7 separate regions of the Mus musculus genome follow, and all the other regions are linked to region 6. Evidence: chromatin loops called from intact Hi-C (ENCODE). Cell type or tissue: heart. All regions are shown on one strand. Each heading gives the region's core, and the rest is flanking DNA. Links, peaks and the distances in the headings are about the cores only. Region 1 overlaps Plekhg1 (pleckstrin homology domain containing, family G (with RhoGef domain) member 1). Region 2 overlaps Plekhg1 (pleckstrin homology domain containing, family G (with RhoGef domain) member 1). Region 3 has its middle 50 kb from the start of Iyd. Region 4 overlaps Plekhg1 (pleckstrin homology domain containing, family G (with RhoGef domain) member 1). Region 5 has its middle 71 kb from the start of A330032P22Rik. Region 6 holds the start of Plekhg1 (pleckstrin homology domain containing, family G (with RhoGef domain) member 1). Region 7 has its middle 84 kb from the start of A330032P22Rik.

What was found. A loop is a pair of places that touch in the nucleus more often than their neighbours do. Peaks named below come from ENCODE experiments on the same cell type or tissue, not always from the same donor. Only the 100,000 strongest peaks of a DNase experiment are listed, where the experiment ranks them.
Region 1: it touches region 6 in a loop (4-fold over the local background); 5 of 42 quality-filtered maps call a loop at or near these places.
Region 2: a loop joins it to region 6, with 5 times the contacts of the local background. A loop is called at or near these places in 4 of 42 quality-filtered maps.
Region 3: it touches region 6 in a loop (2.5-fold over the local background); 3 of 42 quality-filtered maps call a loop at or near these places.
Region 4: a loop joins it to region 6, with 7 times the contacts of the local background. A loop is called at or near these places in 16 of 42 quality-filtered maps.
Region 5: it touches region 6 in a loop (3-fold over the local background); 6 of 42 quality-filtered maps call a loop at or near these places.
Region 7: a loop joins it to region 6, with 8 times the contacts of the local background. A loop is called at or near these places in 6 of 42 quality-filtered maps.

What each region holds. Positions count from the first base shown.
Region 1 is chr10:3,803,228-3,807,755 of GRCm38, reverse strand. All of the region lies in intron 2 of Plekhg1 (pleckstrin homology domain containing, family G (with RhoGef domain) member 1), which reads right to left. Among named protein-coding and RNA genes, the nearest start is that of Gm30164, 46 kb to the right of the region's middle. In heart, for the core only: a CTCF peak has its summit at 2,180 (motif pointing left); a DNase peak (open chromatin) is centred at 2,245.
Region 2 is chr10:3,831,972-3,836,499 of GRCm38, reverse strand. All of the region lies in intron 2 of Plekhg1 (pleckstrin homology domain containing, family G (with RhoGef domain) member 1), which reads right to left. Among named protein-coding and RNA genes, the nearest start is that of Gm30164, 75 kb to the right of the region's middle. In heart, for the core only: a CTCF peak has its summit at 2,235 (motif pointing left); DNase peaks (open chromatin) are centred at 709 and 1,639.
Region 3 is chr10:3,588,203-3,592,730 of GRCm38, reverse strand. No RefSeq gene overlaps it. Among named protein-coding and RNA genes, the nearest start is that of Iyd, 50 kb to the right of the region's middle. In heart, for the core only: no CTCF peak of the experiment used is centred there; DNase peaks (open chromatin) are centred at 740 and 1,890.
Region 4 is chr10:3,941,905-3,946,432 of GRCm38, reverse strand. Plekhg1 (pleckstrin homology domain containing, family G (with RhoGef domain) member 1) reads right to left here. Exons shown (of 17, transcript NM_001159942.1): 12 at 509-542. It also overlaps the pseudogene Gm16148. Among named protein-coding and RNA genes, the nearest start is that of Mthfd1l, 29 kb to the left of the region's middle. In heart, for the core only: a CTCF peak has its summit at 2,352 (motif pointing right); no DNase peak of the experiment used is centred there.
Region 5 is chr10:3,645,298-3,649,825 of GRCm38, reverse strand. No RefSeq gene overlaps it. Among named protein-coding and RNA genes, the nearest start is that of A330032P22Rik, 71 kb to the left of the region's middle. In heart, for the core only: no CTCF peak of the experiment used is centred there; no DNase peak of the experiment used is centred there.
Region 6 is chr10:3,739,563-3,744,090 of GRCm38, reverse strand. It overlaps Plekhg1 (pleckstrin homology domain containing, family G (with RhoGef domain) member 1), which reads right to left and starts at 3,714. Exons shown (of 17, transcript NM_001159942.1): 1 at 3,551-3,714. The region is part of intron 1 of Gm30164 (a long non-coding RNA gene); the gene reads left to right. In heart, for the core only: CTCF peaks have their summits at 2,763 and 3,682; DNase peaks (open chromatin) are centred at 830, 3,040, 3,270 and 3,740; H3K4me3 peaks cover 2,133 bases; H3K27ac peaks cover 1,116 bases.
Region 7 is chr10:3,632,393-3,636,920 of GRCm38, reverse strand. No RefSeq gene overlaps it. Among named protein-coding and RNA genes, the nearest start is that of A330032P22Rik, 84 kb to the left of the region's middle. In heart, for the core only: no CTCF peak of the experiment used is centred there; DNase peaks (open chromatin) are centred at 2,740 and 2,900; H3K27ac peaks cover 379 bases.

The sequences.
Region 1 (4,528 bases), core at 361-4,360, 64 kb before region 6:
TGACTTTAACATACACTTCACTTACTTGACCACGAAACTATAAATTTCCTGCCCTTTCCTCCATCCTGACTTCCCCCAAAATCTATCACCAGAATTGCTGATTCTCAAAGCCAGGGAGAGGGGGAGGTGTTAGCATTCCTTCCCCCAAGGATATCCCCCTCATGAGAAGACAAGTGTTTTGTTTTTGGTGTTACTGGGATTCGAACCCAGGGCCTTGTACATGCCAGCCATGTGGTCTACCACTAAGCCACACCATAAAGTCCCAAGCACGTAAGCAATATTTCTAGTGAACAACTCCTCCCCAAGTCCAATGATAAGTATAAGACAGATGCTGCAAAGGATAGACATGGACAACATGAAGGATAAGTGCTCCAAGCAAAGTTATAGTTCAACAGAAAGGGGAATGTTAAACTTAAGTGTCCATTTTAAACTTACATTTTGTTCTCATGAAGAACATTCAGTAGCCTCCTTGCACCCATCCCTAGGCATCCATGAAAGGTCTACAACGGGGCAGGCTGTACCCCAGCTTCTGCATGCAAAGTTCCTACAAATACACGTTAAAGAAAAACAGATGCCCACTCTGTAGGTAAAGTAAAAAATGGACACTTTTTCTGAATGATGTAACTCCATTGGATTTTTTTATAGTTACTACATTTAGTCTGCATAATACTTTTAATATTGATATATTTTAAGAAATCCTCATTAACAGTGCTGTCAGGTCAGGCCAAGAGAAAGTTGGAAGATTTCGCACTGCAAGAGATTGAAGGAAAGTGATTCCATGACTTTTTAAAGTAGCATGCTGCATTCTGGTTCCTGTGCTCCAGCAGTCTGCCAAGAATCCTACCGGATGGCCGTATCGGCGATGTCTAGTCTGATACAATGAGTTACTTATTCATCATATGAATCATTAATGACGTAGACACTGATTATTGTTTTTTAGATGACTTCCGACAAATCAATCAACCCTGAGTCAGATACTTATAGGCCCTGGGACACAGTAGTAAGATCACCTACAAGTCCCGTGAGGCATGCAGGGTCTATTTTACTGCCAGCATACTTTCACCAAACTGTGTGCAAATTTTAGTGGTTAAAAAGCTACAATTCACATCCCACAAAGATTTCAGCTACAAGACTATTATTGGTTTCTGATGCATCCCAGTGGATTCTACTGACCTGAGATAGGTTCAGTGAGTGGTCCTCCTTCTCATGATGGAGGAACACCTCATACAGGGATGTAAGAAATGACAATGATGCTCCAGAGATGATCCCAGTGCATGGTAGGATCATGGGTACTGTTGATCACAGTCACAGCTGCGCTTAATCTTAACTAATGTGGGGAATCTGTCATCTTGAACCCTTGGCATCTTTACTGAAAAGGAGTTCTCTGGCCAGAGTTGAGTTACTCAACTCAATAGTATAAGAGGCTCAGAAAATGCCAGCAGAAGAGTAACAATCAAGATGCCTGGTATGAGGTTGGAGAGACAGCTCAGTGGTTAAGAGTACTGACAGCTCTTCCAGATCCTGAGTTCAATTCCTAGCAACCACATCTGTAATGGGGTCTGATGCCTTCTTCTGGTGCATCTGATGTTACTATATATATATATTAAAAAAAAGAAAAGAAGAGAAAAGAAAAGAAAAAGAAAAGAAAAGATACCCAGTGTGACTTTGCAACAGTAAGGGGCATGCGTCTGTTCCTTAGGCTCCCCTTTAGCCTCATACTCTTATAGCATCTCCATTCTAAGGTCATTTCATCAAATATTTTGGGTGGGAGAAACCCTAAACAAGAAGCTGGAGGAAATAACTCACAGGGGCAGGGGGCAGATATGTGGTTTTTGTTGTTGTTGTTTTTTTTATGGTGCCCCCCAAACTGTAGTATTTGAGCTGAACACACACATACATATTATGCCAACAGAAAGAGCATGGGTTTCTGATATCCTCAAGTAAACAAACTCTATATATACCAGACCTATCCTTCTCTGACATTTGAAGTTTTTGTACATTAGAACTGCCTAATCTAATCTTGCCAATCATGGTCAGCCGTCTTATTTCCTAGTCTTCCATCTGCAGAAGATAGAAAGAGGCAACACATCTGTCTACAATTCTCTGACCCTTCTGTTCTGTTTAAGTAGCAACCACATTGTCAGACAGGAGCATATGACAGAAAGTGCTGCCCCCAAGAGGACAGCACTGTGGTTTGTTATACCTGGCTCCCGAGTTCCTGCTCTTTCCTAAGGGACCACATACACTTCTGTGTCCCTGCCAAAACCCTTTGGTATCAAAGTACAAAGACTGACCAGTACTGTTCGCCACTGAATTCAACAACAGGCTATTTCAGAGCAGGGCCTGACTTTTCTAAAGCAGGAAATTATCTCATTCTTCCAGGAAACATTTGACCTCCTCTTATATGTCTGTTTTTTTCCTAAGGTCAGCACAGCACATAAAGATCCCCGTCTTCAGGGAGCTGATCTTTGTGAAAGAAGATTTCCCAGATAGTGAACGAACTTAGTTTGAGTTAACAAGTAGCTCTGAGGAGATGGTCTCCGCATCACTGATAGTCACCAAAGTTGAAGACAAACAAAATTAGTTTCTATGAAACCAGAATGTGGCTTTGAAAGTAAATGAAACCAGATGAGCCACAGACACTGAAAAGTACTTGCACTTAGCCATATAGATCCATGGCACCACACCTGCAATTCTGGACTTCCTTCTCCAAAACAGCAAGGAGGCACAGTAGGCCAACAGTTCCCAAGGAGCATATAGCTAAGGTTAACCAAGGGACCCCAAGTTAAGTGTCACTCTCTTCTCTTACTGTCTGCATTATATCACAAAGCAAACAATATCTATAGGAGACCAGATGGGAAAATAGTTATTTAATTTTAGGAAAATCAATTGAGTAATCACAACTATCTCATGTATCAATATGTCATTTTTTCTGTCTTTGTAGACATAGCCAAGTATCACTCTAAGAAGAAAATGATAAATTCATTAACAGAGAACATAATCCTTTCAAAGAGGGAGGATGAGAAGGAAGAGGAGGAGGAGGGGGAGGAGGAGGAGAAGAAGGAGGAGGAAGGGCAGGAGGAAGAGGAAGAATCGGAGGAGGGGGAAGAAGAGCAGGAAGAAGACAGCAAGGATGAAGACAGAGGAGCTGGAGACAGATCTGCAATAAGAACTCTCACTCCTTTTGTAGAGAATCTGGGTTCAGGTCTCAGTACCTACTTCAGGTGCTTTCAACCACTTGTGACTCTAGCTCTTGGGGGTTCCGCCATCTTTTGGCCTCCACATGCACCCAGTTACACATGGTAGATATAAACCTACATGGATATATATGCATGTGCATAAATAATAAACTTTTTTTTAAAAGAAAATTTCTACTCTATGTCAAACAAAACCACAAAATGACTGACTCTTACAAACATGTTTGTATCTGAGTGTGACTTAGTCATTTGGGTCCTGTAGGCTTTGGGCATGTTGGCCCTTGTCTTCCTTCTTTCATAAAAAAATTGTTAAAATGATGTATCTTAGTTATGTTATGAAGACAAATGTCATTCAGATCCAATACTATATATTTCTTCATATATTTATATTTTTCTTATACTTTGAAGAAGTTAACTAAAATATTTGCATAAGTTACTACAGGTAGCCGTGGGAACTGTGCCTAATGGATAAACCAACATTGGACCACAAACCTTTGTTGTTGTTGTTGTTGTTGTTGTTGTTTTAACTGAGTGAGCCTTCTAGATAGACACAAATTAAGCAAAATAATTGATAGGACGTTTCCTGATAATGATGAAGACTTCCAGGGGGCAACTCATTGTCTCATGAACTCTGATGAGGTCAGACACAGGCTTGGGTCCACTGAAAGATGGTCTTTCTGACACCTTTGAACTTTTCCAGAAGTGCTCAGCACATCATATGTGTACAACTCCTGTGAAGCATTATTATGTTGTGGGTTGAAGCTGTGAAGAGCTATCCCTGTAGTTCTCAACCTGTGGGTCGTGGTCCCTCTGGGGATTGAATGGACCCTTTCACAGGGACACCAAAGACCATCCAAAACCACAGATATTTCCATTGTGATTCATAGCAGTAGCAAAATCGCAGTCATGGAAAAGCAACAAAAATACATTTATGGTTGGGGGTCACTACAACATGAAGAACTGTGTTAAAAGACCACAGAATGAGGAAGGTTGAGAACCATTGCTCTAAGTCATTGGTGAAGTTCAGTTTCTTTTCTTCTTTCATTTTTTTCATAAACCACACACACACACACACACACACACACACACACACACACACACACACACACACACTGTGATTACCCAATGCTCAGAAAAATTCTCATACATTCCTATTACTTTATGGAATTTTGATCTGGGATTGAGCAGTGTTCTTCGCTTTACAAACAGCCTCAATTGTGGTGAGAGTTCAAACAGTATGGGAAGGAAGAGTCTAGTGCCTAGGCCAAACGAGCATGGGCCCTCCCTTTGCCTTTTAAACTACAGCATCCAAGTACCATCAACCACTACAA
Region 2 (4,528 bases), core at 208-4,207, 93 kb before region 6:
GGTTACAATGTGGCCTGGCCTTAGAGCTTCTTCTACCTTCTGGATATCTGGCTGAAACAGTTTCTCTCTTACAACAAAAACTTTCTCTCTTACAATAAATATATGTAGACTATTTAAAAGTAGTTTTGTTTTTGTTTCTTAAAGACAGGGTCTCCTATAGTCCAAACTGGCATCCAACTGGCTGAAGATGAACTTCTGTCCTACTTTCCAAGCACAAGGATAACAGGGAGGCCCTACCATGCTTGGTTAATGTGATGTCAGGGATTAGAATCCAAGGCTTCCTGTGTGCTAGTGGAGCTACATTTGCAACCCTGGTCCGAGTCTTCTTGCAAATACTTAACCGAAGAAACATGGGCCAAAGTCACTGTCACAGCTATACAAATGACAGCATTTAGCTTTTATACCTCTGTAAATTGGTAGTTAAATAGAACCAGATGGTCCACACCAGTGCAGGAGGATGGGGGTTAGTAGCAGTTCAGACAAGGATCTTGAATTTGAGGCAAGCCTGGGCTAGCTAGCAACTTCAAGAGACCTGTTCTAAAACAAAACGAGAAGAGGAGCTATGTAGATCAAGAGCGTACCATATCTAGGAAAAACATCTGGAAATCCTTCGCTTTCAACACGTGCCGGGATGAAAGAGTCATTCCATTTACTGCTTAGGAAGCGCTGGACTCAGGGTCAGATAGAAGCCATTCAAGGGGCAGCCGGCCAGCTCTGGAAGCTCCAGGGAGCTTGTTGCTTTTGGGTGCCAACTCGCTTACGCAGCTGGCTCTGAGTCTCTCCATAGGTCGGCCAGCAAGACCAGAGAGTTCTAAGTAAGCATCTTTAGAAGTTCAAGGTCTAGACAGAATAGAATGAGGTCAGGTATTTATCTCAAAAAACTTTTTTTTTTTTTTTTTTTGTGGTGAACATGCATTTCAGAAAGAACCACAAGAACCTTTTGAACCAGGTTAACACGAGGCTTGCATCTCCGTCATCCGCTCTATTGTTGCCCCAGAACAATAGTAATGAAATGGAAAATGAATATAGATAGTGGGAAAATCAGGAGCTAAGCACTTTGTCCATTTCCCATATCAGAATGGCGACGGAATAGAATCTAGGCTAAAAGATGCCAGAAGCCAGTACCATACCTTCTCGCTCAAACCTCTGAACACAGTTCCACTTTCAAATGGAAGCTTTTGAAGAAAACGAACATAGGAATAAATAGCTTTTGCTTTGTGCCCTGTGAAGGTCTCTAGGTCTTTGATGAGGAAAAGGAATACATTGCCCCTTGAGTAAGCTATCCAAAATTTATATAAGCTAAGAAAAAAAAAAAAAAAACCAGACTGTAGAGCTGTTACTTGTAAGCCAGTAAGCTTGTGTCTATCTCCCTGAATCCCTTCATAAAAAGTTACCCAGTCACATCAAAGTGTTAACCACATACCGTGAATCCGAATCCCACCTTGTCTCTGTGGGGCGGCTGGCTTCAATTCTGCTCTTCTAGGGGAGCTCCGATTCCTCCACCCTCTGACCAGTGTGCCCACCATGGTGGTCGACAACATGTTCCTATGGTCTTGCTGGGGTGAAGGGCAGCCTCCTTGGCTGCCACCGGCAGGCAGGAGGATCATGTCCTCCTGGGAGGTGCTCCACCCAAGGGAGACAGGCCTGGGCAGTTCCTCCCACCTCTGTCCTCCACCCACATCCGCATCTTGCCTGTGTCATGAGACCTCTCTCAGGAGGCTCAGGGAAAGTATGGGAGAGGAGACAAGAAACAGCAGACAATAGCAAAACTTAAAAATGAGACTGAGGGACAGAGGCAAGCAAATAGAAGCACCTATCTCTATGTATGATATGGAATTACTTTTGATTTTTTTTTTTCCCTTAGGACTAAAGACATTTTCAGCATTGAAAAATGGCTGTGAGAGAGGTGAGGTGGAGTCTACCAGTTTGCCTCAGACTATCTTTCTCTGCCATACTGGGTATGAGATTTCTTTATCTCACTTCCGGGGGACCATCCTTCCCCCGCAACAGACCTGGTTTACAACCTGAGTGTTTACTTTAAGCATTATATTGGTCTTTTAGGATGGAGGGGTTAAGAGACTTAGCAGTTCACAGCCATGTATATTCTCAAAGCCTTTTCGAAGATGAGCTTATTGCAATGGAGGGATCATCTTCTTTTATGAGCTGGCTGGTGGCCTCTTTAAGAGTACTGAGACCATACTAATACCCCATGCTGACATAGGTGCCCCCTACTGGACAATATGTGAGGTGCACACAGGTGAGAACAAAATCTGCATTAAGCTGGGGGTAGGGGAGAACTAGGTAAGTAGTTCAGAAGATAGGTAAACTACACAAATCTCTTGACTTGACCACAAGGTTTTAATTATTGCTTTTTATTTATTTGTTTGTTTAAAGGCAGTATTTCCATAACCACATATCAGTGTTTTAAGGGTACTCACTTTACATATGCCATTTCCATACTTAGTTAGCTTAGTACTACTTTGACTCTCACCCAATCCTGTCCTATTGTCTTTCACTATAGTCACTACCACATGCTAATTCTTGCTGTGCCATTTCTGTGTAATCCTTTCAAAATGTCATGAAATGTTGGCATCTGTTGTAGAGAACGGAGGTAGAAATGGAGGATGGGAATTTATAATAGTATGCAAACGAGAAGCTCTGGGGTCTATTCACACCACACCTTGACCCCAGGGTTAGATCAGGTCCCATGGTGGGGTAGAAAGGGCATTTGATAGGAAGTATGGTTCCTGGACCTCCCGCGGTCCTCCTGTGGCAGTAAGCATCTCCATTCCTTTTTGGAATGGTGTTTCCTTGGACTATGGGTAGCTCTGGTCACAGAGTACTGAGCTGAGCTATGGTGGGCTCAGAGAGAGCTACTTATAGGGCAATGCTACCTCTCTTACAGGGAAAAGGGCGATGAGGTTTCCACAGATCTCAGTTCCTACCACACCCAGACTCACAGAGACAGGCTTAACCTGCCTTCAGATGGGGCTACTCCCTGCACAAGTATGGTGGCCTCCAGAGAAGGATGGCATTAGAGCCAGGATGGGCACTGGTGGAGGCCCTGAGGCATGGTCCAGTGTCTCATTAGGAGAGGATAAGGAGGCAGAAATATGGCTGTGTGTTACCTGGAGACATATCTCTTTGTGACCCCCGTATCCAACTGTAATGGACAGAATAGGCTGCGAAAGGAGCTGTTAGCATCACAGGAGAGACTCTGTCCATATACAGAGAAGTCATCTTTGCCGTGCTGAGGGTGAGTGGAAGAGACAAGAGCAGAGCTAAAAGCGAAGGTAGGTAGTAAGCCCAGAGAGCATGACTAACTCCCTCCTAGGAGCCTCCTCTCTAATCATTCCTGCTGCTATATCATTGAGAGCTGGGCTCCAAAGGGCATAGAATACATAGGGCTTGTGGTTAAAGCTGTTTTTAAAAAGCACAGCAAATGGCTCAAATTCAGACATTCTGATCCCTGCAGAGCCACTGTTGACAGCCACCAGAGGGGACGGAGAAGTTCATGAGGAGGGCAACTAATGAGGCCAGAGGATGTGGCAAGTACAATTCTCTAACCTCCACCCACCCTCCTGTGCTCTTGTCACCAGGAGACAGGTGAATCACAGTCCGTCAGAAACACTAAACCGTGCTTGCTCACTGTTAACTGTTGTTACGTTTGCTCTGCCTTAATCAACCGGCTCTTCCCCAGCCTCACTGGGCCTCAGAAAGACTTCACGGGCTTCTCAGGACTTTCCCCAAGGGGCTCCTTCTAGACAATGTTTGACACAGGGCCAGGAGGCCCACAATATCTTCAAGGTGTTAGGACCCATCGTCTTTATCAGTGTTTGCTCCCGCATAGTACATCTAGTTAGCACATGCTATGCTGTGTGAAGTGACTCCATTCCATGGTCCAACGTGCATGGACACAGAGCTTATGTCTCTCTACGCCCATCCTTTATCTCTCTAGGACCCTTGCTTGCTTCCACTTTAGGTGTTACCCCAGCAGCAGGTGCTATCTGTTAGCATCACTTATCTTTGCTCTGCTCCACAGGCCCTTGTCATTCCCATGGTTCTCTTGCTTGTGATGTTTTAGCCCAGAACACACTTTGTCAACATTGTCCCACCTCTTCCAGCCCCACACAGAACGATACTCTTGATACCACTGAGAAGGGTCCCATAGGTACAGTCGCTCAGCGCTTAGCAGGATGCTGGCCTATGCTTGCTGGCGGCAGCAAATAGACCCTCAGTATCCATAGCCTCCCCCACAGGAAGCTGAGCAATGACCATGACTGCTGTGAGAAACAGGGACAGGAAGAGGAAGAAGAGTAATGTCCTGCCCACGAGGTCAACTCCACCCTTCCCAGTCCATACAAAGGTACTTCCTTAAACAGGTCACCCTGCAGCAGAGCTGAGTTCTACCAAAATATACGGTGAGGACATGAGATCATGCTCCCCCCAGAGCTGACTTTTTTTATGAACAGATGCGCATGTGTGCGCATGAATGCGTGTGTGTGTGTGTGTGTGTGTGTGTGTGTGC
Region 3 (4,528 bases), core at 221-4,220, 150 kb after region 6:
CAACAAAACAAAACAATGAAAAAACAAAAATCAAAAAAACAAAAAACAAAAAAAATCAGCATGTAGGAGACGAAATCAAGAGCCTGTGTCAGGCTCCCATAAAACCTAACATTTTTACCATCTTTAAATGTATGTGTGCACATATGCATGTAGGAATGCATGTATACATGCATGCATGGATGTGGGGGTAGGGCCAGGCCTGGAGGCCAAAGGGCCATCTCTGCCTCATTCATTGCTTAGGCACCATCCATTGCAGTTTTTGGTTTGTTTGTTTTTGTTTTTTAACAGTCTCTTGCTGGATTGGAGCTCATTGAGTAGGTTAGGCTGGCTAGCCAGCAAATCCTGGGGACCTTGCCTGTTTCTGTTTTACCAATGCTGGGGTAGCAAACACACGCCTGACTTCTTAACATATGTTCTGGGGATCAAACTCAGGTCTTGGCAAGCATATTATTGACTGACTAAACCATCTCCCTAGCTCAAATATTTATATACAATAAATGTAGTCCCCCTGGCTTCCTTTCTTACATTTTTACTGTGAAAATAAATCCAAGACTGGGGGAAAAGTCTTTTGTTTTACTTCAATGCTAGGAAAAGGGTGGTGAATGAAGGCGTGGTGGAGTGACCTCATGCATATATTAGCCCCGCTCCTCCAGAGAAACTGAACACAATAATTACACACACCCAGGCACACACCCAGGCTGGTTTATCTCCTGCAGGCAGAGCTACTGGCCTGAGCCCTAGCTCTTTGCAGCTGGCTCAGCAACCCAGCAGGGAAGGTTAGAGCAATGGGGTCCTTCTTGTCATTGTTGTTCCTGAAGCCTCTTCCTGCAAGAAGTCCCACAGGGTCACATCCTGCATGGATGTTAGTTCTGCACAGCATGATCTAAATATTTAAAGGCACCGTGTGTGCATATAATTGCCTTAGTACAGAGGGGAAGTTTCAAGTCCCCACCTCCCTCTAAATTGCACTCACAGAAGTGCTATTATCCCAGGTTACTGACTGGATAGGTAAGGGCAGTGCAGAACTGGCCTTTTCCTGGGTCATTTTATTGTACTGGATTTCATAAGGCCATTTCCATTCACTGCTCATGTTCATTAGACATGACCCCACCTACATCCTCTTTCTCACCCCTCAGCATCCCCCAGGCAATATTGTCCTGCATTTATGTAGCATGTGATTTTATTCCTGACTAAATGAAGCAGCTGTCCAGGTGGAAAGGACATCCTGGATGCTGCATGATCCTCTCAAAGGATCTTTCACTCAGGGCCCTTGGGGCCTAGATTTCTGGGTTGTAACTTTCCAGCATCCCTGCTCCCCCTCCACTGCACATTTTGTCACATCAACCCACCTCTACCCGACATGGCAGCACCGTGGACCACAGCACCATCCAGACCCCAGCCTCACACTGGGAAAGAGAGTGGAGGGATAGGCTGACAAGTCATAGTTCGTGCAATGGATTCTGGAAGTTATATGTTTGCCCTCAGTCACTGTCCCTCAAACTCCCACATTTGCTCTTGCCTCACATCTGGTCCTAATGACTTTCAGCAGACACCAGAGACAGGACCTTGGTATTCAAGGGCCTTGCTACAGTGCAAGGTGTTTTGCCTAAGGGAATGTTATCTACTGGAATCAGAGCTCATTACAGCACTCCTGACAGCTCACTTCATGGAATTTTGTCCTTGGGATGGGCACCATGTGTCCTCCGGCCACTTTGCACTGTCTCCCACCTTGGATCTATAGTAGAGGCAGTTACTGACCATGGCTATCCACTTAGCAGTTCACTTACTCCCTATCTGGCCACCTGGACCATGCTTCCCCAACCCCTCCCTACTCCAGAATGAGAGCTCTGTAGTGTGCTTTCTCTATGAGAGGCTGTTCTGTGTTTCCCCAGATGTATTCCCCAGCTGCTTCCTCCATTTGCCATCAGATCCCACACCCATGCTCACTCTAGAAGGCGAAGAACATCTGCTGGATTTTTGCCCTGTAGCCAAAAGTCACACGTTGACTCTCCATTTTGGTCAAATAACTTCAGTGTGACAATTTTCCAAAAGGAAACCTAAATAGCCTAATATTTGGGGAGTTAGAAATGGATGAACTCAGCAGTGAGACAGGTAGAAACAAAGCAAGGGTGTTGGCATTTATACAAGTGTGTTTACAAAACCTAGCCTTGTGTTTACAAAATCCTCTGAATAGGTTTGTCCATCCAAATATAATACAACCTGAAGTGTTGAATTCCTCTGACACTGGGACTCTGGCTCCCAGGCCCGACTGCTCTTCACTGAGTACTTCACTGATGAAGGTCTTGTTTGAAGTAAGCAACTTTCAATCCTATGCAAACTCACTGTTCTGCAAGCTAAAGAAAAATTGTCTTAGAACAGTGCATCCTTGTTATTCCTATGGAAGGCAGATTTCTCGACGTTGAATGAACTCCCTTCAGAAAACTAGATAGGTTTTGAAAGTTGCATTAAACTTCCATAGGTATGCAGAGTGTGTGACTGCTTGCACAGGGACTTAAGCATGACATGAATTAGCGATCCAGGTTTTCCGAGGTGCTCCCATTGTCTTAACTGTCTTAACAATGTCCTAATAGAAAACCCTGATTTGCCGGGCGTGGTGGCGCACACCTTTAATCTCAGCACTTGGGAGGCAGAGGCAGGCAGATTTCTGAGTTCAAGGCCAACCTGGTCTACAGAGTGAGTTCCAGGACAGCTAGGGCTATACAGAGAAACCCTGTCTCGAAAAACCAAAAAAAAAAAAAGAAAAAAGAAAAAAGAAAAAAAGAAAGAAAGAAAGAAAGAAAACCCTGATTTTTATTTCCCACCAAGCCCTTCAGACCTGTCCCTGCTTGAGGGCCACTGTTGAGAAGTGGCTGGTTCTAAGCAACACTTCAGAACCTTCTGTTCTGCGTGTGATTGTTTATTAATTCACATGCATGCTCGCAATCCACTCTAGTGACTTAAGCCCTCTTCCCTGGTAGACTGAGCTTTCAAAAGCCATTTTTTACCCCATTTAAAGGTGACAGGATGGGTCAAGGTCACAGGAGTTAGTCTGATCTTGAGGCTTTTGTGCTAGGTGGAAATAAAATACTTTCTTTCATCTCTCCCAGTCAACTCAGAAGGACACCTCCAACCACTCCAGGTTTCTCTTCAGTATTCCAAGCTTGCTCTTTCCATACTCACAGTAAATGGCAGAAATTTGTAAGGACAATTGTTGGAGAGAAATAGCAAGTTTATCCAACTAAAGTTTGCATTTGTCACACTGGAAAAAGATGAATCTAGAAAATCAAGAGCAACAAGCATGGTGGGCTGTATCCAGAGTTCAAGATTGGTTGATTTGAGATGTAGGGTACAGAGGCTTGGACTAGGGGCATCCCCTGGGACTGAATCCACGTAAGGCTAATGTTTCTCCCTTCCTAAGAGGAAGATATGCCACAAAGTAGTGGAGGACGGTCTAGAAAGGATGTGGGCTTGTGCTTATGAATATTTAATTTGTACCTTTTAATGGCCTGAGTTTTTTTTTAAATAATCTTATTTAAAAATAATTCTGACTTCATTCTTTGCCCCTCCCGGCCCCCCTTCCCTTCCCCGCAAACAGAAAAGAAGGCAAAATAGTGCTGAGAAAGCACTTCACATGGCTTCCTCCTCACTTTGCTGGTCTTTGTGTCCAGACTCATGGCTCCCTGGGTATACTTGAGGTTAAGAAGAGTGTCCTAAGTACTTCATCCTTCCTCCCCACCCTCCCACAGTTCCTGTCCTTCTTGGAGTCTGTGCCTTTTACTGGAAGAACTTCTGAGTGATTAATTACCATATCAGACTGCGCTAAGACGTGGATGCAGACTCCCCCTTTTCCTAGATGTCCTCAGGAGTCCCTCAAGTCGGTGAACCTTGTATTTGCTTACTGTGAACACAGACAAAGGAGACCGTTAACCTGTTTGGCAGCCTAGAGACTTATGGGCGCAAGTGCATGTTGAAAGTCATAGGAGAAGGGACACAGATGACAAACAATTGCCACCTCTGAAATAAAGTACAGATACAACCAGTCATGAACAAAGGACAACAACTGCTCCTCTCTTGCTGTCCTGCTGTGCGTGACCTTGCTCTGATCATGCCTCAGTCAATCAACAAATATGATCCTTTATTGATTATAAATTGCCTTTGGGGTATGCTGTCCTATTTTCAGAACCCTGGTCTGAGAAATACAAAAGTATAACTTCTACTAGGACTGTTCCTCATGGACTAGGAAAATAAGCAACACAGAGAAGATCTGTATTCATAGTTTATTAAGTCACTGGGCTAACCCAAAAGAACAAGGTGGTGTGGCCATAGCAGCTAAGGATTATCCCTCTTTTGTGACATTGCCTGATGAACTGCATTCTCTGCACACTGCCTAGTCCCCAGTCTGTGTCTCCTGCCCTCCTCCTTTCTGTCTCCATCCTGTTTGTCATAGACTGAATATGAAATGTCCCTTGCAAACTTGCGTATTGAATAATTACTTCCCATTCGGTGGCACTACTTAGGGAGGTTCTAG
Region 4 (4,528 bases), core at 415-4,414, 200 kb before region 6:
GCTGGTATAGATGACTGCTACACTTCAGCCAGAGGCTGCACTGCCACCCTGGGCAACTTTGCCAAGGCCATCTTTGATGCCATCTCCAAGACTTTATAGCTATCTGACCCTGACCTCTGGAAAGAGACTGTCTTCACCAAGTCTCCTTATCAGGAGTTCACTGATCATCTTGTGAAAACCCACACCAGAGTCTCTGTTCAGAGGACCCAGGCTCCAGCTGTGGCTACCACATAAGGTTTGTTTGTTTGTTTGTTTGTTTGTTTTTGGCTTTTCGAGACAGGGTTTCTCTGTGTAGCCCTGGCTGTCCTAGAACTCACTCTGTAGACTAGGCTGGCCTCGAACTCAGAAATCTGCCTGCCTCTGCCTCCCAAGTGCTAGGATTAAAGGTATGCGCCACCATGCCCGGCCACATAAAGGTTTTTATACAAGAAAAATAAATGAATTAAGTCTGCTTAAAAAAAAAAAAAGAACGCTAAGGAAACAACAACACAAAACAACAACAACTCACGGATGGCGTCCATTTCAAGAATCGCTTGCTTGGCCTGAAACAGAGAAAATGTAAAGACAACTAGTGAACAAGTATGACAGAGATCTACCATACCTAAATAAATGGATGCTAGAAGAAAAACAAAACCCTTACTATTTCTTTTGGGCATTAATACAAAGTTTAGGAGATTCGAAGATTATCCTAGGTACAATACAGCAAAGACTTGATGGTTAGTTTTAACAGTGATTTTGACACAGTTTAGTCTTACTTGGGAAGAGAGTCTCAACACTCAACCCTTTAATACAGTCCTTTATGCTGAGGTGACCACTTCAACCATAATTTTTTTTTGCTACTTCATAACTATAATTTTGCTACTGTTAGAATCATATTGTAAATATCTGGTATGCAGGATATCTGATTTCTGACCCCTGTGAAAGGGTCATTTGACCCCCAAAAGGGTCTCAGCTTACAGGTTGAGAACCTCGGGCATAGATCAAGTTGGCCTGTAGGTGTATCCGGGGGTGGGTATCTTACTTTTGTTAACCTGTATGGGAAGACCATTTGGTATGGGTCACAACCCTGGGGTTGTGTCCTAAACTACACCAGAGGCAGAGAGCTCAGTTGTAGCCCACAGACATTAATTTCTCTCTGCTCTGGACTCTGGATAGAATGTGACTAGTGGCTTCACGTTCCTGCCTTGATGTTCCAGTTAGGATGGAGTGTAACCTGGAACGGTGAGCTGAAATAAACCCGTCCTCCCCAAACTGCTTCTTTCGTCAGGGTATCTCAACAGCAAACGAGATGGTGGTACCCAAGTCTTTATAGAGAGATACATAACTTATACCGAGCTTGTACATGGCTTCCTATAAATTTTAAATTGGCTCTAGATTACTTATAACACCCAACAGTTAGTAAAGGCCTTACAGATAGTTTTATTCTGTATTGTTTAGGCGAGTAAAAACAAAACCAAAAACAACCCAAGCCCACTATGTACAGTTGCAGGTCAATCATTTGTGTCTAATCGCAACCCGTGGGGCAGCTCTCTCACCTCTTGGGATGTGCTCTCTCAGCTATAGGGTGGGACAGCAGGACCTACCTTTCCCAGTACCATTAGCATCAATTGACAGGCACAGCCACAGCCCCTGTCTCTACCCTTCTGGGGAATAGAGCCTGATGCCTTGAGGCTTCCTCTCTCCACACTTAGCATTTCTACCCAGAATGCTTTGTTGTTACTGTGGCCACATGTTGCTAATGCTTGGAAATAGACTGGGTTGTCTTACTCCATCAAGCTAGCAGCTGATGTAGGGGAGAGTCAGCTGAGGGGATGTTCCTTTCTCTCCAACGCTGTTTACGTTTTCCCCAAGGCTACTATAATTTGATCTACATACACTACATTATATTAACTAAAATGATTTTATTTCTAATTTGCTGCAATCTGGTATCATGGAAAAACTACTTGGGCTGAATGGTAATCACGCTTAATTAAAAAAATTAAAAATGGAGGTGCAGACAGGAAAGAAAACATTAACAGTCACTTTAATTTTGAGGAATATAGTCACCTAGTTCGTATACTTATCTTCTTACTATATACTGAGGTTATAGCTGGAGTTAATTTCAAACTCAAATGACAGCTTAATCTCTGGAAAGTGGTTTTCTAGTTCCATTTTAACACTTGACACATGGAAGCACTCCCTTCATCTTTACGCTCAATTAATGTGGCTCAGTTTGCACACTATGAATATAAATGGGGCATGTGACAAGTTCCAAGAAACTCCTTTACAAAGCTATTCCATAAGAAAGCTTAATCCCCTTAAGTCTTACAAATTATTTCAGAAAAGAATTCTTTCCACGTTGTCCACTAGGTGTCAGCCAAGGACCACTCGGGAGCTAGAGGTCTGGGTGGAGGCTGGCAGAATTCAGTGACCCATCGGCCACTGTGTTGACATTACAAGATGGGGTATACACGTTTGTTGTTTAAAGTGCCCCATTAGACATTTGTTTGATTTCACAGAAATAAACACATTTGGAAGGCCTTAAGAAAACAATTGAGTAGTCTTGATGAAAGACCTTTAAAAAAAACCCTTCATTTAATAACCCTACTTAAATAGAGCAAAAGAATTATTTTTAACATTTCAGTGGATAGAGTATATTAAGTCCGCTTTCCTTTCTAGTGGGGAAAATACGGTTTAGAGGTTCCTTGAGGCCAGATGTTTGGGTTTGAATCTGAATTAGGCCATGCACTGGTTGTAAAATGTGGACAGTGGACTTCCTGTTTCTGACTCTTGCTTTTACTTCTCTATCAGAGGAAGAACAGGACCTGTCTCCGAGGTATTTTACTGAGTGTGAAGTAAGAATACAGTATACTTACCACTATGGTTATGTGTTAATACATTAATACGCTGTAAATTAAAATCCATTTTAGATTCTAAGTGGACTAATAACTAGGGTGAAAGGAATAATTTTATTGTGGCGGTTTTAACTGTTTTACACATCAAGGGAGAGCCATCAGGAATATGTAGGATGGAAGGAAGAAGACAGGCAAAGTGAGCGGTCTCATTCGGTAACTAGCCTTTCAGAATCTTGTTAAGCAATTGGATTTTCCCAGGATTCTTGGGACCAGTAGGCGGGGCATATCAATGTCTCATGCAGAAGGGTCCAGCCTGAGTAACCACAGGAGAAGGTGATCGCGGCTCTGCGTGAGTTCCCTTGTATTGCACAGTGGTTGAAAAAGTAAAACTCACACTTGAGCACACACCTCTCTGCACAGATCCTAGAGGCCAGCCTGGATGTCTTTTCAAAACACATATGATCCCAGCACTTAGGAGGCCAAAGCAGGGGGCGTTCCAAGTTCAAGGCTTGCCTGGGTTATATATATAGTGAGACCCTGTCTCAACCAGCCAACCAACCAACCAAAGGCAAAGACAAATCTTTCCTTTCCCAGAATTTCTTCTGATTTTCCCCATCAGTACCACTCTATGACCCTGATGTCACTTCCTGTTCTACTTCTCTCCTCCTGGTCCCATCACAGACATCCCACCATCCTCACAGATGGCCATTCACACCCAACCCTTTTAGACTTTTGCTACGTCATCTCTAATAACTGTTTCCTCTACTCCACAGCAGCATGGTAAAGCCATCCCAGAACATGCACACACCAGCGTTGCCCTGCTTCTCAGGTAGGGTACCAGGGACCATCCTCAACTTCAGATTTCAGGTTTCCCACTGAACCAGCTGACTTCTGCAAGTCTCTTTCCCCTGTTCAGCCTGGAATCATAGTCACTGCAGCTACAGGCTCATGAGTGTGCAATGTTCTCTGTTCCCCAGCTCCACCTGTCCCCTCCCTGCAGAGGAACTCCTGTATGCCATGCTCCCTTAGGGCAGTTGTTAAGTGGTTTGTTATGACGCCATCAAACTGATTCACACAGCAGTCCCACAGCCCCAGTCAGGTCTTTGGCGTCTTCCAGATGGGACCTGAGTCACCTCCAGTGACAGGATCGTCTTCCTTTGCATCGAATCTGACTCTCTCCATTTTCAAGGACAAACCCTCTTCCTGTGTCGTCACTCACAGTAGTGTCTCTGATCCTTTATGATTTCCTAATTCTCCTCAGTTCCCCGCCAGACTCTTTCCAAGGCTCCTCTCTACCATCCCTGTGCTTACGGGCCCCATTCCTTCCACCTCCCTTGACAAACTGCTCTTCTGCATCCTGTTGCATCCTGCCTCTTAGTCTCCCCAGACAACTCAGAAACCTATATTGTGTTTTCCACCCAGATAGTGAGCTTTGCTTTGATGAGTTTTCTCTAAACTGCATCTTTTTGAACTTTGGGGGTGGGGCAGTCGGTACCAGTCTGTTCTCTAATTTCTTTCAACCCATTGCAAAAATCCCAGTTGTCGAACCCACACTCTGCATCTGTTTTGCCCTCTCAAGGTGGAGGTTCTTCTGTCCCCTCCTTCCTCACCAGCTGTCCCTTCCTGCTCTTTACTGGGTTTCTGCTGTTCTCTCTGGTCTTCCAGGTGCCCCTCCCCCAGCAGGTGACTTGCTG
Region 5 (4,528 bases), core at 417-4,416, 94 kb after region 6:
AATATCTGGGTCATATAACTAGGCTTTTCTCTTATTAGATCATAAGTTATACCATTTATTTTAACCTACTTTCTGTCACAAGGCTGATTGCCAAGTACCACATGTCTATCTCCTCACATCTTCCTGAGTGACTCTTGCTGTGCACAGCTCTATCCCAGAATTCTTTCTGCCTTTAGGATGTTCCACCTCCTATTTCCTGCCTGAGCCATAGGCTGTAGGCTTTTTGATTGATAGGTGGCTCATCCATACAATGGGCAAGGTATTCTCTACAAATAACTTTTTTATATCAGAGAGTCAGGGAGGTGATGAGAAGTCTGCAGGGCTTAGAGGGTTGCTTTGTGTGTCTAAGAAGAGGTGACTCTTCATTCTTCCCTCTGCCTCTGTAGAGTGAAAGGCCAGGATTCTAGCCTTCATTTCACAGTGGGAAACCAGACCTGGCGCGGGGGGGGGGGGGTCTTACAGGGTGTATCCCAAACAACTAGCATTGGGCTGGATTCCAGCCACATTCAGCAGTTTCCTTAGGACAGTTTGTGCCACCAGAGGAGTGACATGTCAAAAACTATGATGTCTTGGAGGGAGGGTGAAAGGCAGGATCTGTAAGAGGATCAGAGTGGTAAAAAGACAGGAACATCCAGATGTGGGTTCTTGGGGAAAGCATTGTCTGTGAGAATGTAGTTATGATGGGAAGATGTGTTCTGTGACAGGGAGGGACCCACTAGATGAGACCATGAGAAGGTGGTACCCAGAAGTGATCTGTCTTAAAATATATGGAGAGCTGTTGAGGAATTTTTGAACATAGACATGGTATTATTAGCAAAGATACGAGATTTAAAGGAAGATGCTTATTGTATTCAGAATTATTGTGCTCAGAGAACACACCTGAAATGTCACATACACACACATACACAAATGTGCATGGGAGAGAGAGAGAGAGTTGTAATGTGAACACAGAAGGAGTGAACATTAATTTCTTGGGCTTTCTAAATATCTCAAATATTCCAGTGTCCTGGATGCCTGCTAAGAACATGGGGTGGGACAGACTGGAAGATTGCCACCTTTCATAACCCTGAGACAACAAACCGATGTTTCTTGTTCTTGATATGACTCTTGGTGATGTGACCTCGGCCTCACACATAAAGCACCTTTCAATGAAACCATGCATGCCCCCTGTCCAAATATGATTAGTGGCCTTCAAAGACTCAGGAAAAGTCCAGGCTAGAATTCAAATAGCCACATTTACTCTGGGCTCCCTAGTAGTCCTTATTGTTTCTGTTAGGGAGATAGTCTAAGCCCCCTTGGCGATCTGGGTTAATAATTAACTGTGTTAAGCGACACTGATAAAATCCCTATATCCTGACTTGTGGTCACCAGAGTTGCTCTTCTGAGGACCTGTTTGATCTTATGGGTACATTCCGACGTTTGACTACCTTTATCTCAAAGCTTGAATCATCTTTTGTTTCTCACTGAGGTCTTTGTGAACTAAGGAGTAGATATAGAAAAATTTTACCCATTTGAGGGACTGTGAGTTAGTAGAAGATCCTGTAAAATGGTTTATTGACTGAACTGAATTCATCAGGTGTGAGTCCACCCCCACCCACCCAGATGTCTCTCCTTCCTCTGGATGAAACCTCACCATCGTCATCTGGGGCTGGGCTGAGGAAGAACACAGAGCTGTAGCACAGCCTTCACAAAGCTCCAGGAAGTTCTGAGGCTGGGATGACGAGGCTCACAGTATTCCAAGAGGTAATGAAGACTTTGAAGTCTTCTGTTTCACTTGTTACTCATTGGTTACTGCCTCCCCAGAAAGCAATGCAGTATCTAGGCAACTGGCAGCCCAGGACCCTGCAGGTTGCACTGTACCAGCAGAGGCCAAGTGCTTAACCTGTATCAGGGTATCCAGACCCTTCCACAGTGGAGCTGCAGAAAAATGGCAAGTGTAGTCCCACCACACTAGAGAGGTGCAAACCTGGTGCCTTCTGGAAAATGTTCAAATGAAGATTCATCACCAATAGGAGCCTTGGGGGGTTCTTGCAGGCATCCCCACTGAGGACCTCTGGGTACCATTCTCTTCTGTAGAAATGCCAGTTATACTGGCTTGTGTGCAATTCCCCTCCATTTGGGAATTTGCCCCTCTGTGGGATCCTTTGTCTTGAGCCCCAGTCTAGGTGACCGACTCTCGAGGTTTGTCCAGTACAACCCTGGTTCTGACACAAGAAACCAAACAAACATAAACAAAAAACAAACAGCCCCCACCCCCACCCCCTATGTCCCAGGAGACATTTCAGTCTACATCCAAAGAAAATAAAAGGACTTCCTCTGTCTGGCCATGTGGCTTTGTCTCATGGGGAATGTGTATATATGTGTGTGTACATGGCTGTTTCAGGTGCATGTATCTAGTCATGTTTACATGTATAAGCACATATGTATGTGTGTGTGTGTGTTTGTAACTCTACTCACCATTATACCCCTGCACAAATATTAGTGTGAAATTATTTAACTCAATTCTGAGGGTAACTTGACCCTCAGAATTTTTGCACCTAATGATGCCATACAATATACCTGAGTCATGGAATGGAGCCACTCTAGAACGTAAGGACCAAAGACAAATGAATGCACATTTCAACTTTTACAAGAAGGTATTGTGGGGGTGGGAGAGATGGCTCAGAGATTAAGAGCACAGTCTGCTCTTCCAGAGGTCCTGAATTCAATTCCCAGCAACCACGTGGTGGTTCATAACTGTCTATAACGAGATCTGGTACCCTCTTCTGGCATGCAGGCAGATACTTTACACATAATAAATAAATCTTTAAAAAGCAAACAAGCAAGCAAACAAACCACAAAACCAAAACTCCAAGAAGGCATTGTGCTGCAAATGTTTAACAACTGTCTTTCCCAAAGCAAAGCACTGATCTGTATCACTGACGATTTCTGTGTTGTATGTGTTCCCACCACAGCCAATATGTCAATGAACATGGACTAGAGAGAGATGCTGATAGAGTTCTGAGCATCCCTGAGATGAAGGGTTCAGACACAAGTAGATTCTAAGACGGGTCAGACAGGGAGGATAGGGAGGAGCCTTCAAAGGAAGCAGCTGGAGCAAAGAGCAGTAGAGGAAATGGGGAGAAAGGTCAAGGAAGCCGACCATTAGAAAGAAGCTGTGCACCCAGAGCTGTGCAAACTAGAGGTTTACTCAGATGCAAAATAGCTGCTGTCACAAGGGATCCCAGGACATTTGGTTCCACTAGGTGCTAAAGGTCAAGTTACCTTCAGAATTGAATTAAATAATTCCACAGTAGTATTTGTGCAGTGATATAATGGTGAGTAGGGTTACAAATGAACACACATGCTTATGTGTGTAAGCACAGGTATATACATGCACCTGAAACAGCCAAGTACATACATGTACACACATTCCCCCTGAGACAAAGCCACACGGCCAGACAGAGGGAGTCATTTTATTCTCCTTGAATATAGGCAGAAGCCATTAGAGAATGATGTCATTTCTGTTTGATTGTTCAAGGACATCTGAGAGATGAGAGACTTCGGAGAGAAACATCCTGCCCCAGTCTTTGAGGCTACAAACAACAGCAGCAAAACCGGAAAAAGTGTTCACATGAAATCTGGTTCCTTCTGGTAGATTTGCTGACTAAAAAGATTTTAAGTCAATGTTTATCCTTCAGGAAATACCTGGGAAGCAGGAATAGTTGTGTGTTCTCTGAAGGTGTGCACCCACTACAGAAATGCGAGACTTTGAGGAGATGACTGAGTTGGGTAGAGGCACCCGAGTGTGCTCTGGAGCAGTCCCAGGGTAGACAGAGTGAGTGACTGGCATTCTTGTTTCTCATGCAATAGTTCAGTTTGAAATTAAGTGATGAGGCTACAAACTCACATGTGTACCTGGGCTCATTCCTTAGCCAAGCTAGATCACACCTCACCACTAGAAATCATTATGAGGAAGGCAAAGCGAGGGCTGGGGAGATAGTTCAGTAGGTAAAGTGTTCGCTTTACAAACGTGACACCTGAGCTCTGTCTTCAAAACCCACATTTAAAAACTAGAAATGGTGTCTGGTGGTGCCTGATTGTAATCCTAGTGCCAGGGAAGGGGAGGTTAGTGGATTGCTGGGGCCCTGGGGCTTTCTAGGGTAATGTCAAGCCAGTAAGAGATATTTAAAAGAACAACAACAACAACCACAACACTAACAACATAGATGGCACTTGAGGAATGATATGGGAGGTGGAACTGTATTTTCCACGAAGGAGTACATGCTTTTGCACACTCATATCTGCAGTCACATGAGCAGACAGCCTTGCACGGGCATGCCCATGCACACACACACAGGGCAGGGGAGAAGCTGTGGCATTAAGCTTATCATTATTGTCCTATCTACTTACATTCACCTTGCCCCCCCCACCCCCCGCCATGTGTGTGTGTGTGTGTGTGTGTGTGTGTGTGTGTGTTGGGAGGGGAGGCTCTGTAGAGAGAGGCAGGACCAAGTCTTGTTTACAATGCAGGAAGTGGAACTAATTG
Region 6 (4,528 bases), core at 321-4,320:
CAGGCATGCCTATCATCCTCGCTGAGGCGGTCCATTGCTAACTACATAGTCAGCCAGATTCTAATCACGTGGGGCTCCCTCATCTGTCAGTGAGTTCTACTTGGCACAGCTGCCCATGACTCTGAATGGCCCAATGGATCGGACTCAACTTTTCATTTCATCAAGAGAGATTGATCCAGGAGGTTTGGAGTGAAACATGAGCATCTCAGATGCCTGCTACACATCACAGAGAGACTGTCAAAAAGAAAAAAGTTGTCTTGGTTTGTTTGTTTGTTTGTTTGTTTGTTTGTTTTTCTGTCTGTGCCTGAATATGCTAATGCTTTGCATTAAAATCACATTTTTCTTATGTCAAAAGATTATTATTTCTCTCCCTTAAAGAGTGGTGTGGTTACACTCACTTGTAAGGCCAGCTAAAGTGGGAGAATTGTGAGTTCAAGGCCAGTCTGGGCTCCATAATAAGATCTTGCTTGCCGGGTGTGGTGGTGCATGCCTTTAATTCCAGCACTTGGGAGGCAGAAGCAGGCAGATTTCTGAGTTTGAGGCCAGCCTGGTCTACAGAGTGAGTTCCAGGACAGCCAGGGCTATACAAAGAAACCCTGTCTCGAAAAACAAACAAACAAACAAACAAACAAACAAAACAAAACAAAAAGACCTTGCTTAAGAAAATTGAGGGGGAAAAAACCCAAAGAAACAAATAAATAGTTTATAATTATGAAAATGTGTCCCTATACAACTATCACTCTGAGGCAGTAGTAGAGGACAGGTCTCAGTCACAGCTGAGTTCAATCACAGTTCTGCCAATGGAGCCGGTCCAACAAAATCCCCGCCCCCCAGGGGTCAGCTTATCAGCAAGTCTCATCCTCAAAGCACACCACATGTGTGGAACATTTAATATGGATTACTCCACTCAATCCTCAGCCCAGCTCTGAAGTTTAGGGGCATTCTTTCTGAAATAGATGCAGGAAGTGGTGGGGGGAGGGGAAGGAAGAAGGAAAGATAAGAAAAGCCAAATAATGTTTGTTTGGTTACTTGTTTGCAAATAATTGTTACTTTCCTTAGTCATAAAATGATCCATGTCAGCTCAGAGCCTTAGCAGGGTCCCGGTCTGCAAACTCATGGGGCACAGACAGGAGCATCAAATTCAAGGCTAATCCTAGAACGTGTGCTCCCAATCACTCTAAATCTCCAAGACTCAGAGGCTGGCCCACATCATCCAAGAGCCAACCAAGTTTGAAGAGCCTGGAGATCTAATCATGTCTGCAGCAGGATTACAAGGTGACAATTGTTTCAAAGACCCTACTACCAGCAGTAAAAAGAAGAAAGCGCCACACAAAGAGGATTGCAGCACCCAGGCTATAGATCAGATACTGTTGTTAGTTTACTAAAGGCTCCAAAGACTGCAGCTACTCAGTTATTTTTCCATCTTTTTTTCAAGTCAGAATACAAATTAGTAAAGTTGAATTAAATCACAAAAAGAAATCATAACCACAAGTGAGCAGAGTAAAATACTACTGGTTGTCTTTGGTTTTGAAAAAATGAGAGTGGCAATTTCTATGGGTTACAGTGTGACTGTTTAACCCATTTGAATGATAGCTGTAATCTCCCATGGAAAGTTTAAAAGGTATATATGTATAAATGAATATATGTATATATTATATAATATATTACACATATTTTGTTATTATATATTATAACATATTTTTGTATTTAATATATTTATACAATATACCAATATATTTACATGTATTTTATATTATATTTACATTATAGTATAGATTTATATTTTATATACTATAGTATTTATGTTATATAGAATATATTAATATATATTAACAATCATCTATACTAAAGGCATTGAGGAAAGTGGAATCACAGGGGAAGGACAGGCGCAGACAAATTTTATCAAAGAAAGGCAGATTTGGGCACCAGTTTGACTACCAAACAGCTGTTCCCGTTCTCTCTCTGTTTTATCCCTTTGCAAAAGGCTTTGGGGGGAATCTGTCATGCAAGGGAAATGGAAGGAAGGTCACACAAGGATTACTGGTGGGGTCCCACTTGCGGAGGAAGCCAGGGAGGTCAGTGAACTCTGGAAAAGAAAGTTTCTTCCTGGTCGGTTTTAACGGCTTAGACGGGGTGCAATTCCAAGAGACAAAAAGCTAAGTCAGGAATCAGGAAGCCAGACTCAAAGATGTTAAAGGGTCAAACACTAGCCCATCACTTTTGTATAGAAGTGTTAACTACTGTAGAATAAATAAATACCCTGGACTGAAAGGGGTAAAACCAATTAAAACTATGTGGTTCATATACACTGCTTTAACAGTGAGGAAGTACAAGCTACCAGGATTGCTTTTCCTCACGTCCCACACAGTGTAAGGCTAAAGTTGAGAGGTTTTAGATCTCTGACACGATAGACTTGGATACACTTTAAAAACAAAACAAAACAAAAAAAAAAAACAAAAAAAACATCAGTTTAACAACAACAACAAAAACCAAAACTCATCTATTCTTTGAAAGTATGCGAACTCCAGAAACTGAGAATTCAAACAGGCTGACCACAGGTTTTAACGCAATCTAAGCCTGGAATTCAATTAAACGTTAAATCTGACCCAGACTTAAGGCATCCTACTGGTTTTGTATCCAATGTGTATTCAGTTTGTATCCAGAGTGCCCCTAATCCCCAAAACAACCCTCCCGAGGTGACTGGGTTTCCTGAGAAGATAAAATCGCTGTCAAAATAGGTGCAGTAAGCTCTGGCCACCTGAAGGTGGTACAAAGAGAGCGCCAAGAGCCGCCAGAGCTTAATGAAATTCCAGGGTTGCACACACAGTCAGCTTTACACATACCAACTTCATACAACACATCCAAGCAATCAGCTACATCATTGTTTCTCAGGAACATTGTGAAACTGAGGAAGCCAACCACCCTCTCCTCACTGGGCGTCCTGGACTGTAGAGCTCTGAGACTCCATGGGGGACACAAAGAGGGGGTCTGCTCTAGCAGTCACCCCGGGGCCTGCTGCCCGCCCCCCAACAACCTTTTCCTCTGGCCAACAGTCCACACAGTCGTAGCCAGCTAGGTATTACCGTGTGTCCGGGTGACGGATGGGGCACAGCTTCTAGACTCCCGGGTCACTCCTATAAAGCGCTGACTTGCTGATTTGGGGGCGCCCACGCGAGTTTCTGCCCCACGCAGGACTGCTCCTAGCTGGAGCACACAGCACTCCCCGCCATCGCGCCCGCACCGCTGTTGGGGTGTTGTCCAGACTGTCCTATTTGGGGATAGTTCCGCTTGACTTGGGGGCGCGGGTGGCACACGGCGCGCTTGAGCAAACTTCGCGGAGCTGCAAACTGCAACCCGGGTGGCTGCAGCAAGGGGCGGGAGCGCCGGGCTAGCAGGTCCTGCCTGAGTCGACCCCATCAGTCGACTGCCAACGACCCCATCAGTCCCCTCCCAGGAGCAGCGCTCAGAGACACCCCCCGCCCCGCCCCCCCCCCCCCCCCCCCCCCCCCCCCCCGCCCAGGGCCAGGCACTGCGATCCCGCTCTTCCCACCTGCAGATTCGGGGCGCGTGGCCGAGGTCCCCGGCTTCCCTTGTCTGGTCCCTGGAATAGTCTCGGCGGAGCTTACGGGAGAGGGGCGGCTCCCGAGCGCTGGCTCCGCGGTGCGCTGCGCTCCAGCGCCGGCTCCGGCGGCCCCGAGCCCTGCAGCTCGCCTGGCTCCACTTCCTCTTTCCCACTCTGCTCCCGGCGTGTCCCGCCCCGCCCCGCTCCTCGGTCCGCTGCAGCGGGTTGCGGTCCCCGCCCGCCTCCACGGGGCCCTGCGGGAGGAAAGAGGCAGAGAGGAGGAGGCAGCTCAGAAAGAGATTAAGCTTGCTCTCTGGAGCTTTGCCAAAGACAGCAGTCAAATTACAGCCTCTGGGGGGAAAGTTTTTGTCTCTTTTCTTTTTTCTTTTCTTTTCTTTTCTTTTCTTTTCTTTTCTTTTCTTTTCTTTTCTCTTCTCTTCTCTTCTCTTCTCTTCTCTTCTCTTCTCTTCTTTTTTCTCTTCTCTTCTCTTCTCTTCTCTTCTCTTCTCTTCTCTTTCCTTTTCTTCTCTTTTCTCCTTTTCTTCTCTTTCCGTTTTCCTTTCCCTCTTTTTCTTTTTGTTTTTCTTTTCTCTCTTCTCTCTTCTTTAAAAAAAAAAAAAAACTCCCTGCTACTGTGTTAACAGCCACATCGCTTTCTTTTTTCTTCTCTTCTCTGGGCTGTTGGGGTACAGCTAAGCCTTGGACATGGCCACTTCCCAGAGTGTTCTGAAATCGGATCCAACACCGTTTCTTTGCATCCAAACTCGAATTTCACACTGTAGCTTATGATGTCACAACACTAGGAAATGGGAGAAGGGTGCTTACTGGGTTCAGGCATCAGCACCCCCACCACCCCAGTGAACATACTGGATGACCTTTGATTAGAGAAAGCAAAAGTGGAAAAGGAGGCAGAGACCTTTGCGACAGCCAGATGTTTAAAGGCACCCATAAGGTAGGACAATAAAA
Region 7 (4,528 bases), core at 419-4,418, 110 kb after region 6:
GCAATGCCATACACTCTAGACACTAAACCTTCTTACCACACCTTTCCCTAGGTCCAGGTTTTAGCTCAGTCTTAGGAGGAAATATGTAAGCAAGGCTTGAGAACAGCTCCAGAGCTTCCTCTGCTGCCAATCAGCCCCTCTGTGGAGGCGGCCATGGGCACTGGAGATGATCCTAGAGATCACATGGTCCACTCCCATGTTTCATTGGAAAGGAAAAATTCTATTCGCACTGCTCTGAGTGGCCAAACTGGAACTAGAATTTTGGATTCTTAATTCCTAGCCCATGACTCTTTCTACCAAATGTTAGTGCTTCATAAACCAATAACATTGAAATCTATTAAGCACCCAGCATCCAGATGTGGTACCCAAGCATGCAGTGTTCACACGGCAACGCTTTAGGGAAAACAAAACATGCGTGATACCCTGAGCTCATCCAAATGACTTTGTCTTATGAAAAGAAAATGTGCTGTGACTTTTATGATTTAACACATAATGAGACAATGCACTGGAAGATGTCTCCTCTGTGGCAGCTGTAAGTGGAGAGAAAGCATGTGTGTGTGTGTGTGTGTGTGTGTGTGTGTGTGTGTGTGTGTGTTTTGAATGTTTGCTAAGATCTTGGCATAGTTTTTTTTTTATTTGTCATGGAATACTTTTTTTAAAATTAAACATTTTGTTCATTTACATTTCAAATAGTATCTTCCTTCCCAGTTACCCTTCCACAGACCCCCCCCCATCCCATCCCTCTTTCCTCCCTCCTCTTTGCCTCTATGAGGGTGCTCCTCCACCCACCCAAATCCTTCCTCACTGTTATAGCATCCCCCTTTGCTGGGGCATTAAGCCTCCATAGGACCAAGGGCCTCTCCTCCCATTGATGTCCTCATGGTACCTTCTCCAAAACTGACCATATAATCAGACACAAAATAAGCCTCAACTGATATAAGAACATTGAATTAATCCCATGTATTTTATCAGACAACCATGGACTAAGGCTGGTCTTCAATAACAACAAAAACAACAGAAAACCCACATACACATAGAAGCTGAACAACTCTCTACTCAGTGATAACTTGGTCAGCGAAGAAATAAAAAAAGAAACTAAGGACTTTTTAGAATCTAATGAAAATTAAGGCACAACACACCCAAAGTTGGTATAGTTTTTAATAGCTCCCTTTTATTCCAGAAAACTCCAAATTTAAAAGACAATTATATTATCATGATAATTACAAGAAATTTCTAGCAAATAAGCACTGTTGTAGCATCTGCTGCTTGTTTTCTTTTTATTACTGGAAATAAGTAGTGAGTTTGGGGTAACAAGCTTATAATCAACGTGTAAATCACGCTAGACTGGAGGAAAGAATACACTTTTCTCTCTTACCATTCTGGAGAAAACATCTCAGTTGATTCACTTGAAATGGCCTCAGAGATGATCATGAGAACACTACTTAATGCGAGAAAGAGGAGTGTCATTTTTCTGGTGCCCCGGTTATAAAGCTACAGTTGTTCAACTAGGGTTTTCAACCAGGAACATGTTAAATGCTGAGCATGGTGGCACACACACTTGGGAGGCTGAGGCAGAACAACTGAAATTTGGAGGCTAGCCTGGGCTATGGGGGAAAGACGCTGACTTAAAGACAAAGGAAATTCAGTGTGATGTCTCCCTCTGAGCTCACTGGAAACGTATCTCCTCACTCTGTGTAGTTGTAACCTTCCACCCATATAAAGAGCCCAAGATTAGATAAGGTAGTGCATCACTTCAAGGTACATAGCCCTTCATAGAATATATAGGATTAGGACATCCACAATCACTCCAGGCAGAGGTAGGAGTTTCTCACTAACCTGGGTTGCGGATCCTGTAAGTGCCACCTGGGACACTTCTCTCCCATGCCCAGCGAGTGGAGAGAAAAAGTAGAGTCAGAGCTGCTGGCACAGATCCATGATTCCAGCCACTCAGGAATCTGAGGCAGTTCGAAGCCTGCTTGGACAGTAAAGCGAGTTCAAAGACATTCTGGGGTGAGATTCTGTCTCTAAATGCAACACAAAAAGAGGGCTGGAGATACTACTCAGGATAACGTGCGCGCGCGCGCGCGCGCACACACACACACACACACACACACACACACACAGAGGTGGGGCAGAGAGACAGAGAGACACTGAGAGCACTCCAGGAATTACAATTAAATGTGCTCTTGTAAGAACTTAGACAAGATCCATCCATTTGTCTAAGAATTTCATAATTTCATTGTTTTTAATAGCTCCGTAGTACTCCATTGTGTAAATGCACACATTTTCTGTATCCATTTCTCTGTTGAGGGACATCTGGGTTCTTTCCAGCTTTTGACTATAGAGCTTAGAACAGTGCCTGAAAGTAAGGGTAGTTTTGCATTGCTGTGGTTGAGTATTTGTCATTGCTGTTAGCAATGACAACAAGGGAGGTTTTAGTTCCGCACTGTCACTATAATCCCAATCAAGGGCTAGCACTGCTGCCTTGCTGACGTCAGTTATTATCTTCTTCCTTTCCTTATTAGTGAATAGTCATCCCTCCGGACTGTTGTCAGCCTGAGCTGCTGAATTCATGGCTGTTCTCCAGCATCTGCTTAGGGTTGAGGCTGTGGGATGCTGCCAGTCCAGCCATAGACACTGTGGACAACAGCATCCGTTCCTTTCACTGCTGAGTCCTAGACTGTCTGAGATGACAGTAACTGTGACAGCCACCTCCTCCCTCAAGTCTGAGTAAGAGGGTGTGGGGGAGGTAGGGAGGATGGCTCATGCTTTTCCTCAATGAGGCAGGGGGAGAGAGAAGATGGAAAGAGGAAGGGGGATGGAGAGGGGCAGGGGTTGTGGATCCTATGGGAGGAGGGGGACACTCCAGGCCACCCTTGAAACAAATGTTTCCAGTGACTCTCTCACATAAAAACAACTCTGCCTCCTCCCCTGCAAGAGCCCAACCAGCTGTTTCCACTTCCGTAGCATCTGGTCACTTACTGAAGTGTTTACTAACTTCTCATGCAGAACTTTTTAAATAGAGGAAAACCAGGAGCTTGTCTGTACCAACTAGACAACAGAGATAAGGGAGAATTCAGAGACAAACAACAGAAAAGCAGAATTAAGGCCTGGAATCCAGGCTTGATCAGGACAGCGGATTGATTGCTCTTCGAATCTGTGACTTTCCCAATCATTGAGAGGACTGAGCCCTCTCTATCCCACAGTGATGCTGGATGTAATGGACTACAAGGAGACCAGAGCTGCTCAGGAGCAACCCAGGATGACAGCAGGAACAACATCATGCTCGAAAGCCAACACCTGTGAAGCAAACAGAATCTCTGAGCTTGATCTCCAGCTCTGCCTCCTGGGAACTGTGTGACATGGGGTGAATTACTGACCCTCTCTGAGCCACTGTTTCATCATTTACCAAATGGAAAGAATAGTATTTGCAGTACTAACAATTTAAGCTTATCCCCAACTAGCTTACAAATAAATGAGACTCAAACTATGGTTATTTTATTTGGCGTTGACAACTACAGGGGTCACCTCTAATCTACTCTTCTAACTTCTGGCTTGGCTACCTCCCCAGCAGTGTACCCCAGATACTTGCTGAACCTCCAGACCATGAGCTCATTGTTCCTCTGCCCTCATGGCGGCTTCTTCCTCCTCTTTCTTCCTGGTCTCTCCTCCTCTGACCAGGTCACTCTAAACCCACCCACCTCTAATCCTTCCAGTAATTGGCTGTATCCAATTGTATTTAACCAATAGTTTTAAATCAAGGAACAAAGTTTGTATAACAAAAGCTTGTAATCATGAGAAGTCATTCGTAGACCCAGACGTCCTTGTATAAAAGCATTACAATACATAGCAATAGACCAAACCTCTACAAGTATTAGCTTCATAGGCTTGTTGTGGAGTTAAATAAATTAATATAAAGCACTTTTTTGAAAAATATTGCTTGGCCTTTCCTAAGCATTTCAGCAGCATCTGCTCTCTTTACTATGAGTACATGTAAGTTCTCACAACTACTTTAGAGGGCACAAAGAAATGCTGTTTGTTTAATACAATGAAGAGTTATTAAATCAAATGGACTAACAAACCCACCACCTCAAATGCACAATGTGTTTCTGAAGATTTTCAAACTTACTTTTGGAGAAATACTAAAATGTGTAGTGGCCAATTATTTTATTTGTCCTATTGTGTCTATTATCAGTTCTGTGATACTGTTAACAAGACACCTGAGACCATACACCAGCAGAAAAGAAAGGCTTACCTTGGCTCATTTGTAGACTACAGGAGCAAAGGACATTCACCTTGACTTGAGTTTCTATAGGTGGCATGTCCCTCTACCATGAATGGAATCCTCACCTGCTGAGAGAGAGAGAGAGAGAGAGAGAGAGAGAGAGAGAGAGAGAGAGAAAGAGAGAGAGAGAGAGAGAGCGCGCACAGCATGTAAACTCTTTTTCTTCCCTGTTGTGATTTCAATGTGAAATGTCCCCCATGGTCTCCTGTGTTTACACATGTGGTCCCCAGCTGTCTGGGAAGG